Regions from separate parts of the Homo sapiens genome. Here region 1 is linked to region 2. Evidence: chromatin contacts called from ENCODE Hi-C or POLR2A ChIA-PET data. All regions are on one chromosome and are shown on one strand. The core of a region is the stretch at or near the end of the contact, and the rest is flanking DNA. Distances in the headings are between cores, read along the strand shown.

What was found. Hi-C counts contacts between places; a loop is a spot of excess contacts on that map. ChIA-PET counts read pairs that join two places held with the same protein, here RNA polymerase II (POLR2A). Pooled maps may share reads with other maps.
Region 1: a map of B cell shows a loop between it and region 2 (25-fold over the local background). The contact joins the promoter of CSDE1 here to the promoter of WDR47 in region 2. A Hi-C loop is called at or near these places in 1 of 168 maps with a recorded cell type or tissue (B cell) and 5 of 50 pooled maps. POLR2A ChIA-PET finds 5 or more read pairs at or near these places in 1 of 52 experiments (IMR-90).

What each region holds. Positions count from the first base shown.
Region 1 is chr1:114,755,219-114,760,486 of GRCh38, reverse strand. CSDE1 (cold shock domain containing E1) reads left to right here and starts at 2,503. Exons shown (of 20, transcript NM_001007553.3): 1 at 2,503-2,562. RefSeq lists enhancers at 2,297-2,586, 1,958-2,951, 2,787-3,106.
Region 2 is chr1:109,039,834-109,044,432 of GRCh38, reverse strand. It overlaps WDR47 (WD repeat domain 47), which reads left to right and starts at 2,331. Exons shown (of 15, transcript NM_001142551.2): 1 at 2,331-2,571. RefSeq lists a silencer at 2,134-2,683.

The sequences.
Region 1 (5,268 bases), core at 1,254-3,753, 5.7 Mb before region 2:
TCATTATGTAGTGATCTAATAATGAAACCTACTTCTGTTTGTGGGTTTTACTTGTAGAAACAGTAAATCATTTTAACTTGTGATTTATATCAAATTGTTCCACCTGTTACTTTCTTTAATGCATTAGAAGCTAAAATGTATATTTCTCGGTTTATACAGACTGCATTTTGTGTTAAATGTAAATTGATATTAATTTTGGAACAAGGAGGAATTTAAAGGAATTTAAAGACAATTGGGATATATTCAGAATGATGATGATGAAATGATTATATAATTAAAGAAGGTTTTCAGAAGCTATGTGTAATGGTAGAAATCAAGGCTTTATCCTTCCTTATTAATAGTAATTGTATTGATATAATTTAGTAAGACTTTTTTTTTTTTACATTTCCTATTGCTGTGATATTTGAGAATGTATACTAAAAGTAGAATTACCTAATTACCTAATTAGTTTCACATGACCTCATATCTAGCGCAAGAGCCTGGTACAGTTTCTCTATAACATTAGATTAGAATACACAGACCAGCTGTATTGCAGGAAGGGGAGATCTCGATTTAAGAACTGGGTGAATTAAACAAAACAGCTGGTTTGAAATATTTACATTCTGGGCCAGGCGTGGTGGCTCATGCCTGCAATCCCAGCACTTTGGTAGGCCGAGGTGGGCGGATCACCTGAGGTAAGGAGTTGGAGACCAGCCTGACCAACATGGAGAAACTCTGTCTCTACTAAAAATACAAAATTAGGTCGGGTGCGGTGGCTCATGCCTGTAATCCCAGCACTTTGGGAGGCTGAGGCGGGTGGATCACGACATCTGGAGTTCGAGACCAGCCTGGCCAACATGGTGAAACCCTGTCTCTACCAAAAATACAAAAATTAGCCGGGTGTGGTGGTGCACGCCTGTAATCCCACCTACTCAGGAGGCTGAGGCAGGAGAATTGCTTGAACCCGGGAGGCGGAGGTTGCAGTGAGCTGAGATCATGCCATTGCACTCCAGCCTAGGCAACACGAGTGAACTCCATCTGAAAAAAAAAAAAATTTACATTCTGTAGTTTCCCAGAAATATATTCCAATTTCTAACAACTTATCATACTGTTGTCCAGTGCTATTTATTCAACAAGCTTTTGAGAGTTGTTGAGAGCGGGCACTGTCAACAACCAGGGATGCAAAGATGAATTTCATAAGCTCTGTGCTAGAGTATTACTACCTAGTAAAAACTAATAATTACAATAGAGTGAGCTATGAAAGCATTGAAAATGAAGCAAATATTTGTGCTTAGGAAAGCGTGGGAAGGCATCAAAGAGAGCAAAAAGGCAGTTTTGAGGTGTTATACATGGGACTGGACACCAGCAACAAAGGTGGTGAGGAAATTTTTGAACAGAAATGGGACACGGCCTCCTCTTAGAATTCAAGAGGTTGAATTGAAGGTTGTCTTTCCTTCATTGCACTTATTCCAATGTGTATGTTTAGATTTGTTTTTGTGATCATCAATGATGCTAGACTAAAAGTTCCTTGAGGACAAGTCTATATCCGATTTTCTTTACAACTGTATACTTCCCAGTGGTTACACATACAACATGTCAAATAAATGTGTTGTAAGCAAAAAGTGGGTAGGAGAGTTCTCAGAAGACTGGCTGCTCATTATTTATCCAATACTGTCAAGTGAGAGAGCCAGTGAATCTGTGAAAACAGAAGCATTGAATCTGGGAAAAGCATTCCTCTCACCAGAGGAGCATGCTCTACTGTCTGGCAGGGGATAATCCATTGAACTTCCTGTGGTCATAATTACCCATTTTTCTCCTTCCTTCTTCCCCCATTGGATGAATCATCTCTTTGCTCTTATTTCAACCTTTTAATTACTGATCCACCCTCTTTGATTACCTGACACAACAGGAATATCTTTCGTAACTTGAAAGGTCAGTTGACTGAATTTGTTTCATTTTGTTTAGTGATTATGCAGCCTTGCTCACTCTTGTGCATCTGTTGCAATGTTTTTCGTGGAAAACAAAGGTCTCATTTAGATTTCTAAATTACCTTGCTACAAAGCTGACTCTATACTAATGAAATTCCTCTAAAACAGTAGACGTAAGAAAGAATGCTTGCACTATAAGAAGAAACGAGTGTGAGGTCCTTCCGGATTTTTGCTGGGAAAAGATAAATCATTTTTTATGACTCCTGAATATGCCATCAGAATTGTTGGCCTTCAAGGTTTACCCCATTATTGTGGGCTAAAACGTATTCAAACGCTCGAAGACTAGAGACGCCTAAAGCCACCCGCCACCCCTAGTGTCCAGGAGGAGTCAGTAAACACCGAGATTGCTTCCCGCAGCACACCCAAGAAGGAATGTAATGTAATGCAGCCACCATGTTGGTTGTGGTTAAGTGCAGCAAACTGCTTGGCGTCACTTAGCCCTGCTGCGCAAGCGTGTTGAGAGTACGCTTCACTCCGCCCCTTCTCGTGCACGCGCCCGGAGCCCGCAACTCTCGCGAGAGAAGCGAGATTTATTCCTACGTACCGGGCCGTGCTGCTTATGGCGGCGCTGGAGAGGGGGCGCTGAGCTGTTGGGGTGAGTACGACCTCAGGGTCCAACTGGGGGTAGCAGAAACCCAGGGGAAGGGCTGAGAATAAGACCAAGGCTAACGAGAAGCCTTCTGAGTCAAGGTGGGCACTCGTAGAGCTCTAGGTGGGGAAGAATGCACCCCGATTCCCTGCCCTGGGCTTTTTCATACGTCTCCCGTTCAACTGCCTGGGCCTCATGTCAGGTCGCAGAGCTGAAACGAGGAGTTGAGGCCAGCCGGCTGCGCGTGGTGGTAGTGGTGGTGGTGACTAAAGTGGGGGGAGGGAGCGAAAATGGAGGCTCCGACAGCAGCCAAGATGGAGGCAGAGGGTGCGGGGCTCGGGCGCGGAGGCTGCTGGGATCTGTAGTCTGGCTGCTTCCCCATCTGCGGCTTGTCTGGGGAAACGGGAACTACATGTCCCGGCGGGCGGGGCGAGGGGGTGGTGGCGCGGTCCTTTGTGTGAGGTTGGAAGAGCCTGAGACCGAGAAGAGGGGCCTACTTTGACTCTGGACCCTGTAGTTTCCTGGCCGTTACCTGCTTGGGAATCTGACTACCAGTACCAGAGCGCAGTGCGGCAGTGGCGCCTTCTTTGTGTATAGACTGAGACCCTGCTCCATCTAGATATCTTAGGGGAAGTGTTTAAAGACACCTTTCCCCAGCCACATCTGGCACAGTAGTGTGGCGGAATTGACATCGTTACTCCAGTCACCTAGAGCAGGGTCTCAGCACCCAACCTTCCCCTCATTGTCTCCCCTTCGGCGTCTTGAGAAAGGGAACCAGTCCCTAATCTTTTAGGCACGTGGCTCCCACCCCTCTATCTTGGGGAATGGGCGTGCGCCCTGAAAGCTCAGTAGTGTCCTCCCTTCCACCTCCTGTAGTTCTCATGGTGCCAGCGCCTGGCCCACCCACATTGTGCAATGAACGGCCTGGCTTCGTCATTCTATGTAGAATGTTTTAGAGTTCCCCCGTCGGAGACAGCTTCAAATTTTTGCCATGCTATTTTATCAATACGAAATCTTAGTGCCAAGGTTCTTTTGCTTTAAGGTTTTCCCTTAGAAACACCCAGATGGCGGCCGTCTTGCTTAACTCACAGGTGAAGCAGAGAACGCTCCCTGAAACAGGCTTGAATCTGCAAAGAATATCTGAACGTTGTTGGGCAAGTTAATTTTCGTGTTTTGCACCTTAAATGAGTAAAAGAATATGGCGCTCTTTAAACAGTTGGGAGACAGGGCGGAGAGGGAGAATGCTCAAAGGCACTGTGGTAGTTAAATCTTTTTGAGAGGCTTAAATTTTCATCAGGCTGGTATGAACTGGCAGTTCTCAGCCACTGCTACTAACCTACTTTTTTAGAATGTAGGTTTCAAATTATAGCCCACAGATATAAGCTACTCTATACTAAAATGCTGAGTAATTTTCATTTTGAGTAACTAAAGGCAAACATTCTTGATATTGCATTGAGGAGCACTATAATACATACCTTGGTTTTCTTTTGGTACTAACCAATAATGGATATCCTTGGTGTGGGTAAGGAGGGGCTTTATATACTTCAGTAGGGATATACCTGAGTCATAAAACTTAGATAAATATTTGGCCTTCTTTTTGTTTCGTTTTAGCCCTGGGACTAAAATAAAAGAGAAGGTAATAGTTTGGTTTTGCAGCTGTTCTGGATGTTTACCATCGAGATGATTATTTATAGCAGCTGAGTTGAAAACTAAAGTATTTGAGGCACAGAAGATAGGTTTTCTTTTTTTGTAAGTACTGACTTAAGTGTGACCTTTAGCGAGTGTGGGTGAAAATCTGGTAAAGTCCTAGCAAATCAAAATTGAAAGCGTGAAAGCTGACGTGCAGTCTGGCTTTACCCTCTACCCTTATTTTCCCTTCTCCCCACCTGAAGACACATCGTGTAGGGCCATCGATTTTTGTTTTAAACAAACAAAATGCTAAAATATCAAATTATGCTGGAGCATTCATAACATGAAATTTAGTGTTCCAGTGTTTTTCATTGTACAGTTCAGTGGCACTAAGTCTATTGAAACTGTTGTGAGAGCCATACTTTCGACAAGGTAGTTAAAACATGGAAATTTTGGAACGATGTTCTTTTGGACAGATTTTTGAGGAGTTGAATTTCAGGACTGTATTGCAAAATGAGATAAAAATCTTGATCTTGTTAAGTAAACACAAAGAATTGATGTGCCTTCTTCTTAGCTTTGTCCTTGCAGAAAACAGAAGAGGAAGCACTTTGAGATCTATTTTGTAAGCTTTAATAGCTAGACTGTTGTAAGTGGTGAAACTACTATGGTGAGAGTGACTTGCTGTTAAATCCCTTCTGCCCAGTCAGGATTTTAAAAAGTCCTTTGTTTTGATATTAGAATGTTTTCCACTTGCATGTGTGGGTACCTAGTTAAAAACAACACAAAACTTTTTAATATTTTAATGTCCTTTTATGCTGAGGTAAAACAGTGTGTGGCTGAAAATTATCAGTTTCCCCTATGTTGCACATGTAAGCTATCCGTTGATTTGCAGCTACAGCCGGTACATAACCAGTTATTTGCACTTCTTTTTCTCCAATTTATTAACAACAAGCTTCTATGCTAGATACTGCCTACTTTTATTAGTGAAAATCTTTGCTCAAGACCCTTACATTTACTTCCTGTTGCTAATTGGCACAATAGTGCTTTTTTAGACCCCTGCTCAGTTTATACCTACTCTGTGGA
Region 2 (4,599 bases), core at 1,082-3,581:
AAAGTGCTGGGATTTCAGGCATGAGCCACTGTGCCCACCCATTTATTATTTCTTTTCTTTTTTTTTGAGACGCGGTCTCGCTCTGTCACCAGGCTGGAGTGCAGTGGCCCAATCTCGGCTCACTGCAACCTCCGCCTCCCGGGTTCAAGTGATTCTCCTGCCTCAGACTCCCGAGTAGCTGGGACTACAGGCGCACACCACCACACTCGGCTAATTTTTGTATTTTTAGTAGAGACAGGGTTTCACCATGTTGGCCAGGATGGTCTCGATCTCTTGACCTCTTGACCTCGTGATCTGCCCGCCTCGGCCTCCCAAAGTGCTGAGATTACAGGCATAAGCCACCACGCTTGGCCTGCCATTTACTATTTCTTTGTGTTGGGAACATTCTGAATCTTCTCTTCTAGCTGTTTGGAAATATAGAATAGATTATTGTTAACTATAGTCACCCAATTATGCTATTGAGCACTAGAATTTATTCCTGCTACATAACTGTATTTTTGTACCCATTAACCTCTTTATCCCCCCTTTGCCCTCCACTACACTTTCTAGCCTCTGGTAACCACCATTCTATTCACTACCTCCACGAGATCAATTCTTTTAGTTCCCACATATGTGTGAGAACGTGCAATATTTGTCTTTTTGTGCTTGTCTTGTTTCACTTAACATAATGTCCTCCCGTCCCATCCATGTTGCTGCAAATGACAGGATTTCATTCTTTCTTAATGGGTGAATAAGATTGTATTGTGTGGCCGGGCGCGGTGGCTCACGCCTGTAATCCCAGCACTTTGGGAGGCCGAGGCGGGTGGATCACGAGGTCAGGAGATCAAGACCATCCTGGCTAACACGGTGAAACCCCGTTTCTAATAAAAATACAAAAAAAAAAAAAAAAATTAGCCGGACCTGGTGGCGGGCGCCTGTAGTCCCAGCTACGCGGGAGGCTGAGGCAGGAGAATGGCGTGAACCCGGGAGGCGGAGTTTGCAGTGAGTCGAGATGGCGCCACTGCACTCCAGCCTGGGCGACAGAGCGAGACTCCGTCTCAAAAAAAAAAAAAAAAAAAAAAGATTGCATTGTGTATATGTACCACATTTTCTTTATCCATTTGTCTGTTGATTGACATAGGTTGATTCTATATTTTGGCTATTGTGAATAGTACTGCAATAAGCATGGGAGTGCCAGAAATATTTTTGATGTTTATTCTCTTTACCAGACTGTTACCCCATTTTCCCCTTTTGGGAGGTCCAGCTCACTCTGGACTTTCGCCTCTGTGAGGATGATGTTCTTTTTTCTGTGAGACGGAGTCTCTCGCTCTGTCACCCAGGCCGGAGTGCAGTGGCATGATCTCGGCTCACTGCAACCTCCGTCTCCCAGGTTGAAGCGATTCTCCTGCCTCAGCCTACCAAGTAGCTGTGATTACAGGAGGCTTGCCAGCACACCCGGCTAATTTTTGTATTTTTAGTAGAGACGGGGTTTCACCATGTTGGCCAGGCTGGTCTCAAACTCCTGACCTCAGGTGATCCGCCCGCCTCGGCCTCCTAAAGTGCTGGAATTGCAGGCGTGAGCCACCGCGCCTGGCCGAGAATGATGTTCTTACAGGTTTGTGTAATTGTATTCTTCCTTATGGTTATACTTCCTGGATGCTTAATTAAGCTCGGTTGAACATCACGTATATTTGTGGAATAAGGGGCTTACAACCAACAGGAGTAGACAAAACCTGAACATATTAAATGTTAAGTAACTGAAAAATGCTTTCAAGGCAGATCAGCTTTGCAAAATGAGAAACCAGGAAGGGGACAAACAAACTACTGGAGTTTTCTGGGACGAAGTGGGACCTAGGAAAGCAGCGAAAGAAGGGTAGAAGGCAACATTAATTTCATTAACCTTTATTAATTATCGGGGAGGAGTATGAAGAGTCAATCCTAATGCGCAGTCTTCTCCATTTGCAGGCGACAATCCTGTTCGTGCTATTTTGGGACATGGGGTCACCGGCCAGCTAAGGGTCTACGTCCCTGCCACCAGTCTCACGCTATTGCCGCACCCGTTCTGCTACTCCCCCGGGCCCCTAGCCGGTCCCTCCAAGCCCGACCCCCGCCCGCCCCGCCCAGGCTTTGGTCCGCCCCGCCCAGGCTTTGGTCCGCCCCGCCCCTCCCCGCCCCAGCTTTGGGCCCGCCCCTCCACGCCCCTCCCCGCCCCGCCCCGCCCCGCCGACTCGCCCTTCGGCTCAGGCACCTGCCTGGCCGCCCCGCGCGGCGGGGTCCTGAGGCGCCTCGGGGAAGCGCGGCGATTGGCTGCCGCTCGCGGGTAGAGCTCGGCTCCCCGGCACTTGACAACCGCAGTCTGCAAGAGGCTGAGCTGAGGAGTCGCTGGGCCGGGAGGGGCGGACGTGAGAAGGACGGATTGACGAACTGATGGATTGACGCGCGGGCGGTAGGAGGGAGGACCGACGCCAAACCCAGACCGCCGCCGTCGTGCTCCTGCCGCAGCCCGGAGCCGGCCGCTTCGGGGCCCTGGCCGCCGGCCTCCCAGCCGCGTTCTCCTCCGCCGCTCCTCCGGGCTTGCCCTGGAGCCCTCAGGTGGGTGACTCCGGGAGTCGGAGGCTGGGTCGGTCCGCTGCACACCTCGGGTTGCCATGGTCACCCGTCGCCTCCTGTCACCACCTGACACGGCTCCGACCGGGCGGCCCCGAGGACTGTGTTTGCGGCCCCGGAGAGGGGTCTTTAGTGGGCTTGGGTGCCGACTGGGAGGGGGCTGGGGTCGTGGGTGAGGCCCCAGCATCGCGGGGTGAGGATCTGCGAACTGCTGGGCCCCGGTTCGAGGTCACCGGTCCTGGACCACACCTTTCCCACATTACCAGTTGGATTCTGGGGGCAGAGCGACGCCCCTCGCCCTGGCACTGAGCAGCAAGTGAGCGCGAGGTTCGTGCCCATCTCGCCGCTGCGCCGATTCTTCCTTCCTCGCCCCTTGGTCGAGCCCGTGCGAGAACTGAGGGGCGCGCTCGCGTCCCTTTCTGGGCACGCCTTGGCCCGGAGGAAGAGAGGGAGCGGCGGGGCTGGGAGCCCCGCTGGGGCCGGTTTTGGCCTTTCTCACATCAATGGTCGGGATGGGAGCAGGCCTTTGGGGATCTGGGTGTGGTCGCGGAAAGGGGCAGCGACTCGATTTAGAACTGGGATTGCGCTGGAGGGGCGCCTGCGTAGAAGAACGCAAGGTTGTGGAACTCAAAGGGTTAAACCGCTTCCCTTTATTGGGGAGAAAAATATTGGAACTCTAGCTCTGGGGCGAGGCCATGGGCAAAGGGGGCGGGGGCGGGGGGCGAGGGTAGGCCGGGGCGGCATTTGGGCTTTTGACCAGATGATTTTTCCTTCTCTGTACCCAGACGTGCAGTTAGTAACCGTGCATGGTATCTGAGGGGACCGTTTTTTTTTTTTGGCAACTTGGTTTTCTCTGCATAATGAAAGGAGAAGTCTTTGTTCCACCCAGATTCGTAGGTTGTGATCCTAATACTTATTTCTCTCTTTGTTGGAGACTCTGTAGAATGCCTCAAAAAGTTAATGGCACAGAAATGAACATGTAGGTTTAAAAAATGCTATAAATCTTTTTTTCACAGTAAATTCAAGTAGAATTTTTTTGTCTCCAGTGTTGGCATATGTTGCATTGGCATTTTACTAAGAAGGAGAAACGCCTAAGAGCCCATTTTCCTTTATATGGCATATTGTCGAGGTCTCATTTAGGAAGAAGATGAAATGAATAATTCTACTTTAGGTTTGGGAGATTAGGAGAGATTGCTTCCAATAGGAAAGAAACATTATTACACGGTAATGGAAAAGTCAAGTCACAACAGTATATTGTTAGGTAAAAAAGCCAAAACCCAAACACTTGAATTTGGATGCCATTATGAAGATGTAAATTTTTTTTTTTTTTTGGACGGGATTTTAACCTGTGTTTATCTCCCACTGGTCCACTTCCTGGTTCTTTTCTCCCTCGCCTTAAAAACCAGTACTGTTAAGAATGTGTCATAAGAGAACAGGGGTACTATCCTATGTTACTACTTACATAATGGTGTTCAACCTCTTTTCCTGTTTGTGAAATAGAATATATTAGTTATTTAATGGGCGGCATATGAAATGCTTAATGTATGCTGCAGTTTCAGAAACGCTTTAGTTATGAAAAGATGTGCAGTTTTCCTTAGTAGATCAGTAAGCTGAAAAATCAGATTACCTGTATTTAAGCTTTCTTTTGCTACTGATTGCATTCTTGTAAGAGCTGCTAAGCTTAACATTGACTGATTTCTCATTCTGTAAAATGGTGATGCTTGCTATTGTTTTAGTCTGAGAATGGGCTTTGAGTTGAAAGCACTTTGGAAGGCATCTGTTGATTACCTTTTTTTTTTTTTTTTTTTTTTGAGACGGAGTCTCACTCTGTCATCCAGGCTGGAGTTCAGTGGCATGATCTCGGCTCACTGCAGCCTCTGCCTCCTGGGTTCAAGCGATTCTCCTGCCTCAGCCTCCCAAGTAGCTGGGATTACAGGTGCCTGCCACCACGCCCGGCTACTTTTTGTATTTTTAGTAGAGATGGGGTTTCACCATGTTGGCTAGGCTGGTCTC